Regions from separate parts of the Mus musculus genome. Here region 1 is linked to region 2. Evidence: chromatin contacts called from ENCODE Hi-C or POLR2A ChIA-PET data. All regions are on one chromosome and are shown on one strand. The core of a region is the stretch at or near the end of the contact, and the rest is flanking DNA. Distances in the headings are between cores, read along the strand shown. Region 1 holds the start of Cdkn1b (cyclin-dependent kinase inhibitor 1B). Region 2 holds the start of Dusp16 (dual specificity phosphatase 16).

The links. A loop is a pair of places that touch in the nucleus more often than their neighbours do. ChIA-PET counts read pairs that join two places held with the same protein, here RNA polymerase II (POLR2A).
Region 1: a map of left cerebral cortex shows a loop between it and region 2 (9-fold over the local background). The contact joins the promoter of Cdkn1b here to the promoter of Dusp16 in region 2. A Hi-C loop is called at or near these places in 7 of 37 maps with a recorded cell type or tissue (heart and left cerebral cortex). POLR2A ChIA-PET finds 5 or more read pairs at or near these places in 4 of 5 experiments (Patski and embryonic stem cell).

The regions. Positions count from the first base shown.
Region 1 is chr6:134,918,894-134,922,365 of GRCm38, reverse strand. It overlaps Cdkn1b (cyclin-dependent kinase inhibitor 1B), which reads right to left and starts at 1,965. Exons shown (of 3, transcript NM_009875.4): 1 at 972-1,965; 2 at 283-410. The coding sequence starts at 1,446. The coding sequence ends at 292.
Region 2 is chr6:134,790,796-134,794,337 of GRCm38, reverse strand. It overlaps Dusp16 (dual specificity phosphatase 16), which reads left to right and starts at 1,710. Exons shown (of 7, transcript NM_130447.3): 1 at 1,710-2,061. It overlaps 1700055D16Rik (RIKEN cDNA 1700055D16 gene), which reads right to left and starts at 1,978. Exons shown (of 2, transcript NR_151454.1): 1 at 1,842-1,978.

The sequences.
Region 1 (3,472 bases), core at 716-3,215, 130 kb before region 2:
TCATAAGGATACGACCGTCCCTATCCTTTGGGGCCTTGGTGGCAAGTTCTTGCTTGGGAACCTCATTCTGATTCCACTTTAAGGTAAATATCTTGGGGTGCAAATACTGCATTATAGTCCCCTCAAGTGATTCCAGCCTTCCCCAGTGTTAATTTTTTTGATCAAGGAAAGTAATTCCTCCTGGCAGGCAACTAATCTGCCAGCAGTCCTGGGGTCTGCAGGCCCCCCGGGGAGCGCAGCCCAGATGGGGTGTCAGTTTTGTGTTCTTCCTCATTAACCCACCGGAGCTGTTTACGTCTGGCGTCGAAGGCCGGGCTTCTTGGGCGTCTGCTCCACAGTGCCAGCGTTCGGGGAACCGTCTGAAACATTTTCTTCTGTTCTGTTGGCCCTTTTGTTTTGCGAAGAAGAATCTAAGAGGGGGGCAAGGGGAAATTTTTAAGAGAACACACACAAACCATCTTTATTATCGACAACAATGGCTGACAGAAGTAGGCCCAAGGGATGAACAACCCACTCACTACCTCCACCCACGACCCCTGGACCCGTCATCCCCGGTAGCATCTAAGGACACAAAATAAGGTTGTTCCCACTAACACAAGGAGTATTCTACACCCCACGTCTCTTCCCCACCCCCATCCCCACCCCCACCCCCCCACCCCAGCCAAGGAGGAGGCAGTTGGTAAACATCCGAACTTTTGTCACGTATCTACAGCTGGCTAGAGGGGAGGAACTGTGATGCGTTCGGCTACGGAAGTTATCACATCTTACTATCTCCGGCTTCTGACTTCAAAATCATAAACAGGGCAAGCAGTCGGATAGGGGGTATGTCAAACCTAAGCTTCAAACAAGTTCGATTTCCCAGAGCTAAAGCAGAACACGCTGGAGAAAGCAAGTGAACAGGGTCTAGTAAAGGGGCGCTTACGGAGACAGACAGACAGACAGACATTTTAAGTTTTCCAAAGAGTCACTACCTTCTGCAGCAGGTCGCTTCCTCATCCCTGGACACTGCTCCGCTAACCCAGCCGGATTGTCTGACGAGTCAGGCATTTGGTCCACCAAATGCCGGTCCTCAGAGTTTGCCTGAGACCCAATTAAAGGCACCGCCTGGCGGCTCCCGCTGACATCCTGGCTCTCCTGCGCCAGCACCTTGCAGGCGCTCTTGGGGGGGCGCGGGGGCCTGTAGTAGAACTCGGGCAAGCTGCCCCTCTCCACCTCCTGCCACTCGTATCTGCCCTCCAGGGGCTTATGATTCTGAAAGTCGAAATTCCACTTGCGCTGACTCGCTTCTTCCATATCCCGGCAGTGCTTCTCCAAGTCCCGGGTTAGTTCTTCATGATTGACCGGGCCGAAGAGATTTCTGCAGGCGGAAGGCTTGGGGTGCTCCGCTTGTCTGGCGTCCATCCGCTCCAGGCTCGGGCTCCCGTTAGACACTCTCACGTTTGACATCTTCCTCCTCGGGCGGGTGTGGACCACCGCCTCGCCTCTCTCCGGAAAAAAAAAAATGAAATAAACAACAAAACCGAACAAAAGCGAAACGCCACGGATGGAGCGCAAAACCCTCTTCGAAGTTCTGCGACTGCACACAGACAGTCAAATGGAGCAGAGCCAGGCGAGCGACCGCCCGAGCCGCAGTAGCGCGCAGGTCTGGGGAAGAGAGGCGCAGGGACACCCCAGCCGCCGCGCAGCTCGAGGCTTCAGTGATCAAGTGTACTGGAGGGCGGGGAAGGGAGGGGAGGAGGCAGGAGGAGGTGGCAAACAGTCGGAGCGTAGGCTGGGGCGAGCCCGTGTGTCCCGCGAACGCAGCCCCTCTCCAAACCTTGCCGCCGCGCGAGTCTCGGAGCCGCGAGTGAGTCGGGACAAGGGATGAGGGGGGAAAACACCCCAAAAGCACGAGCCCCCCTCCTTTTTTAGTTGCCCAATATGGCGGTGGAAGGGAGGCTGACGAAGAAGAAGATGATTGACACTGCAAGTCTATTTAAACAGAGGAGGAGCTCCATTGGTCTCGGCGCCGGGAGCCGCTCCGCCCAGGCTGGCGAGCGCGCTCTTAAGGTGGCCCCGGGCGCGGCGCCGCCGCCTCTCCGCGCTCCCGAGCGCGCCGCCTCCCCGTAGCGCCGCCAGGACATTGGCTGGTCGCGTGACTACTCGGAGGTGTACGACTGCCAACAAACCTGCTCTGGCTGGCCCCGGAGAAATTAAAAATAAGACAAACAAACTAGCCAAACGGCCGGAGAGCTGGGGAGGGGCCAGCGCGGCGGCCAGGCAGGGACCCGGGGATCTAGGTCCCGGCGCTGCAGAGCTGCGCTGGCAGGCGCGTCACCGCTCCCGACTGCGACCTCCAGGTCTTTGCCCGCGAAACCTAGGGCCTGGACCAGTGGGCTCCTAGGTCGCTGGCGGCTTATTAGGAGCTTCGGTGGCTAGTTCAGCCCACCTGCATTCGCCGAGGTGGGAATGGAGGAGGGTATGCGAGAGATTCAGGAAACCTTGGCTCAGGGCCTGGGGCAGCCCACCCACCCCCACCCGGCAGGGTGCCTTAGCTGGGGTGCGGAATCGGCCGCTTAGCCTGACCCCAGAAGTCTCTGCTATGTAGGACAGGCCAGGAGGTGGTTTCAAAAAGAAGCCAGGACTGACCGCTCTTATCAGGGTGTTTCTGAATCCAAGCGCTTCCACCGTAGGATCTCGAGATTGAAAACCCCCAGTGCTCTCCCAAGCCTCTCTTTAGAGCCGTCCCAGACAGAAATCAGAAAAAGCCAGTTCTGATTTTCTTGGTTCCTAAGCACAGTGAAAGCCATTGCTATAGCGTGTGGGAACTCGCCTTTATACCCTTATGTTCTTTCCCGGGCGAAGCCGTTCCCTCCACCTGAGTCCAGACGCCAACTACAACAGTGCCTTCCTTCTCTTTTTTCTCCCACCAGCCTGTTGCTTCCAACCTACTCAGTACAATATTCAAATACAAGCAAATACTTTTAGAGAGCTGCAGGTTGTTAAAGGGCGAAAACACTTTCCTAAGGATCTAAGACTAGATTTGCAAGTGATTTATAATACCACCACCACGGTATTACCAACATCTAGTAATGTTGGGTGGGTTTTTTTCAGCTCCTTGGGCAACTTCACATTTCTCTATCACTGCTGAGCACAGTGACAGAAGTTAAAACAGAATAGCCAGGCCTGTCGTATCTCAGAGTTCAGTGAGATTTTAAGGGCTTTGCCCACTAGTATTCCCAAACAGTCTTGGTTTGCGCTAAACACAAAACATGTTACAGGAAATTAAATTTCTGGTTTAGTGTCCCAAAGAAGCATGGTTTTCCTATCTTCCTCTGGTGTAGGTGAGACTGAATATTGACTTGTTTTCTTAGCCACATCTTTGCCAGGATGTGTGTGTGTGTGTGTGTGTGTGTGTGTGCGCGCGCGCGCGCGCACGTGCACGTGTGTGTGTGTGTGTGTGTGTGTGTGTGTGTGTGTGTGTGTGTGCCTT
Region 2 (3,542 bases), core at 461-2,960:
TCGGCATCGGCAAGCTCAGCTTGCAGCTTCTGCGGTTCTCACCTCCAAAAGGGCTCCCTTTTTCACTCTGAAAGATGACCTGCAAGTCCCCGGAGGCATATTCCATAATGGTTACCTTAAATGATTAATGATTGCCAGCCTTAACGGGTGCACCTTTGTTGCAGGGTTTAAAGGTGGGAGAGGACTAACAGAAACGTTACCTTTCTAACCCACTCGGAAAGCACGCCAAGCCACCTAGGCGGTGCCCACATCGATTCACCTCAACATACTGCTTGAAGGCCGGAATCCTTACTTCAGTACCCTGCAGATGGCGTGTGTTGAGGGGTACAGGAATCTGGTTCTTGGGCCAGTCCACTCGAAGTGTGCTTTTCTGTCATTGATCTCATCTTTGTTATGTGATATCCACGTGAGTCCTTTTTAGTAGAAGCTTCAAGCTCAGATGCTCAAAGAACACTGGAATAAAGCTTCGATTGTCCTATTCAGTTGCTGAGAGTGGTTGTCGCCACCTCAGGTCTCTCATTTTCCTAAGTAGGTAGTGTCTCAAAACAAAGCTACTTTGAAAAGAAGGGAGAAAAAAGCAAAAGCAAAAGCAAACCAAAACAAACAAAAAACCCAAACCCATGAAAGACTTGGAGTTAAAGTAGGCTCAAGTAGGTCTTGCATCTCTTGAAAGCAAGTGAACTCTGGTTTGACTTAAAGATGATGCTGTACTACCGATGTCGAGAATACTTACTTAATGTGTAAGGGCGTTTTGATTTCATGTTTGTGTGTGCGCCCCATGTGTGCTCGGTGCCCATGGAGGTCAGCGGAGGGCATCAGATCCCCTGGAACTGGAGTTACAGATGGTTCTGGGCTGCCATGTGGGTGCTGGGAATCGAGCCGTCAGTGCTCCTAACAACCCTAAAATACCTTTAACGTCTTATTACATTTTATTTGTGTGTGTGTATTACATTTTATTTATTTATTTGTGTGTGTGTGTGTGTGTAGCGGGGTGGGGAACAGCATGTGGACTGAGGACAACTTTCAAAGGCGGTTCTCTCCACCGCATGGACCCTTTACTTGTTGAGCCATCTCGAGGGCACGCAGAAAAGATTCTTTTAGAAAAAATAATTCTTGGCTGCGTTTGCCCGCACTCGTGTAGTAGGGTCTTTCAAGGACGAAGACATAGGTGAAGATATGTTTGATATCACCGGTGCAGTTTTCCTTCAAGTACCTGTAACTTCCCTCTCAAGAGAAAAGCCCCGGATTTGGGATTCCGGGACCTTCTTACAAAATGATTGACTGCAGCACTCTCAGATCGCCTTGCTTTCCTTCCCCTAGAGTGGGGGCATTGGAGCAGCCGCCTCCGTCGGAGGAGAGACCCCAGCGCGGGCAGGAGGCGGGCGGGCCACAGACCCAGGCTCCCGGGCCGCGAACCCGGAGCGCCGAGGCGCCGCTCGGTCGGCCCGGTACGCGACCCGAGCCCGCCTCCCGGAGGCTCCGGAGGCTCCGGCTCGCGGGGACGAGCGCCGAGGGGCGGGCGATGCGCGGCCTGGGCCGGAGACCCCGCCCCCCCACCCCGCCCCCCGCCCCGCCCTCGCCCGTCTCCTCCTTTCCCCCCCGGGCTCCGCTGAGTTCATTCACTGGGATTGGTTTCAAGTGACGCCATCTCTTTATTTTTAAACCGATGACCTCATCCGCGCTTGAAGTTTCCTGACCAGCGACTCTTTCTCTCTCCCCAACCCCCACACTACCCCCCCTGGTCCCCTCCTGCGGGCATCACCGTTTGGGGGGGCTCTCATCCCGTTTCCAACCATTTACCCTCCCCCTCTCGCTTTTCCCGCGCGGACCCCCAACTTTACCTCAACTTCTTCATCCCTGTCGACATTTTTTTTTCCCTCTTTCGGGGGGCGGTGGAAGAGAAAGTGAAGAAAAGTTGCAAACGCCCGGGCTCTCGCTAAGCTCTCCGCCCACCCTTCAGAGGAGAAGCCCCGGCGGCGAGGAGGACGCGCGAGCGACGGCTGGGCGACGCGGTGACAACGCTCGCTCCCCTCCGCGAGCCTGGAGCCGGCGGCCCCTCAAGTAAGTGTTCGCGGCGGGCCGCGGGCCGGCTGGGAGGCGCGTCCGCTCCTCGTGCCGGCCGCCGCGCGCTCTCCCCGGCCGGGGGCCGGCGGGCCACGGCGGCCCGGAGCGGCGACGGCGGCGGCGGGGGGTGTGTAGGCCGCGCTGGGGGTCGGCCCGAGCCGCGGGGGCGCCCCGGCCTCGCCGCGCCGAGCGGGCGAGCGGGCGAGCGGGCGAACGAGCCCCGGGCCGCGGGTCGCCGGCACCTGGGCGGGCGAAGCTGCTCACTTCCAGACTGTTACACAACACGCCTGCCAAGTGGGGCCCTGACTGTTTCCATAATCCCAAATTCACCTTGTGTGTGTGCAGGCAGCCAGCGAGGCCACCTGGGGAGCGACCGTGTCGCTTCCTTAAACAAGGAAAAAAAAAAAAAAACCCACCCCCAAAACTCAACTTTCATTCCGGGGCTCCCGTCACGGTGTTGGAGGAAAACGGTCCGCCGGTGACTCCTTTATTTACAGTAGCTGTAAAATGTGAGACATGAAAACGGGGAAACAACGGACGGTGTGTGTGTGTGTGTGTGTGTGTGTACGGTGTAGTTTCACGTGGAAAAAAAAAAACCCTAAGGAGGACATACATGCAAACTCTTTAAGAGCGACGGGTTGTTTCCTACAGAAAGCTGATAATACACTTGGGGAAAGTACAAGGAGATCTTAAAATGAATGGCTTGTGCAAAATTGGAAAGAACTTTTCTTAAACGCCTGTTGCAAAGATCCTTGGTGTTTTGAAGTCCTGTGTGTCTCAGATTGTTTGGAGAACGCACACCTCTAATCAGCCCATGATTAGAGAGGAAAAACCTGTTGCATAATCTCATTTGCTGTGGGGTTGGCTGTGCCGTCCCCTGAACCAAGGGGAAGTGAGTTAGGATGAGGGTTTTTAAACCTCTGAGGTTTTTATTTACACAGTGCGCTGGGTGCCACTTTGCTTTTAAAGATTGTAAGTAAATACTCTGCTCTTACAAGCGAATCAAACCTATCGAACCTGCTGGGAAAATGACCAGGTATGTGTTCTCTCCTGCTCACGTTATCTCTCTCTCTCTGAAATAGATTCTCAGGGGGAATAAGCCTCTTTGGCCACTCTGTGGAGCTTGATAGTACATACAGTTAACAACTACTTCCTCAAAAAGCCTACACTTTTTCATCTCCCTTAAAGAAAAGACCTTTAAAGGTAAATTTCAGAAGAAGGGGAAAAAAGCTTAACAATTGAGACAATTCAAATATTAGCGAGCACACTGTGGGAGGCTGTAATTCAGATTTATAGAATTCTCTATTGGGTGAAGACCAGTCGCTTGGAGAAGTAAATTGAAAACTGAAGTGTCTGTGGCTTTGTGTATTCTAGTCAAAATGTGACCAGGCACTGCAAAAGGGTTTTGTCTTTATGTAAAAAATAAAACTGTGGAACTTATTGTGTTTAAAGACATTGTGGAATGTTGATATTTTCAT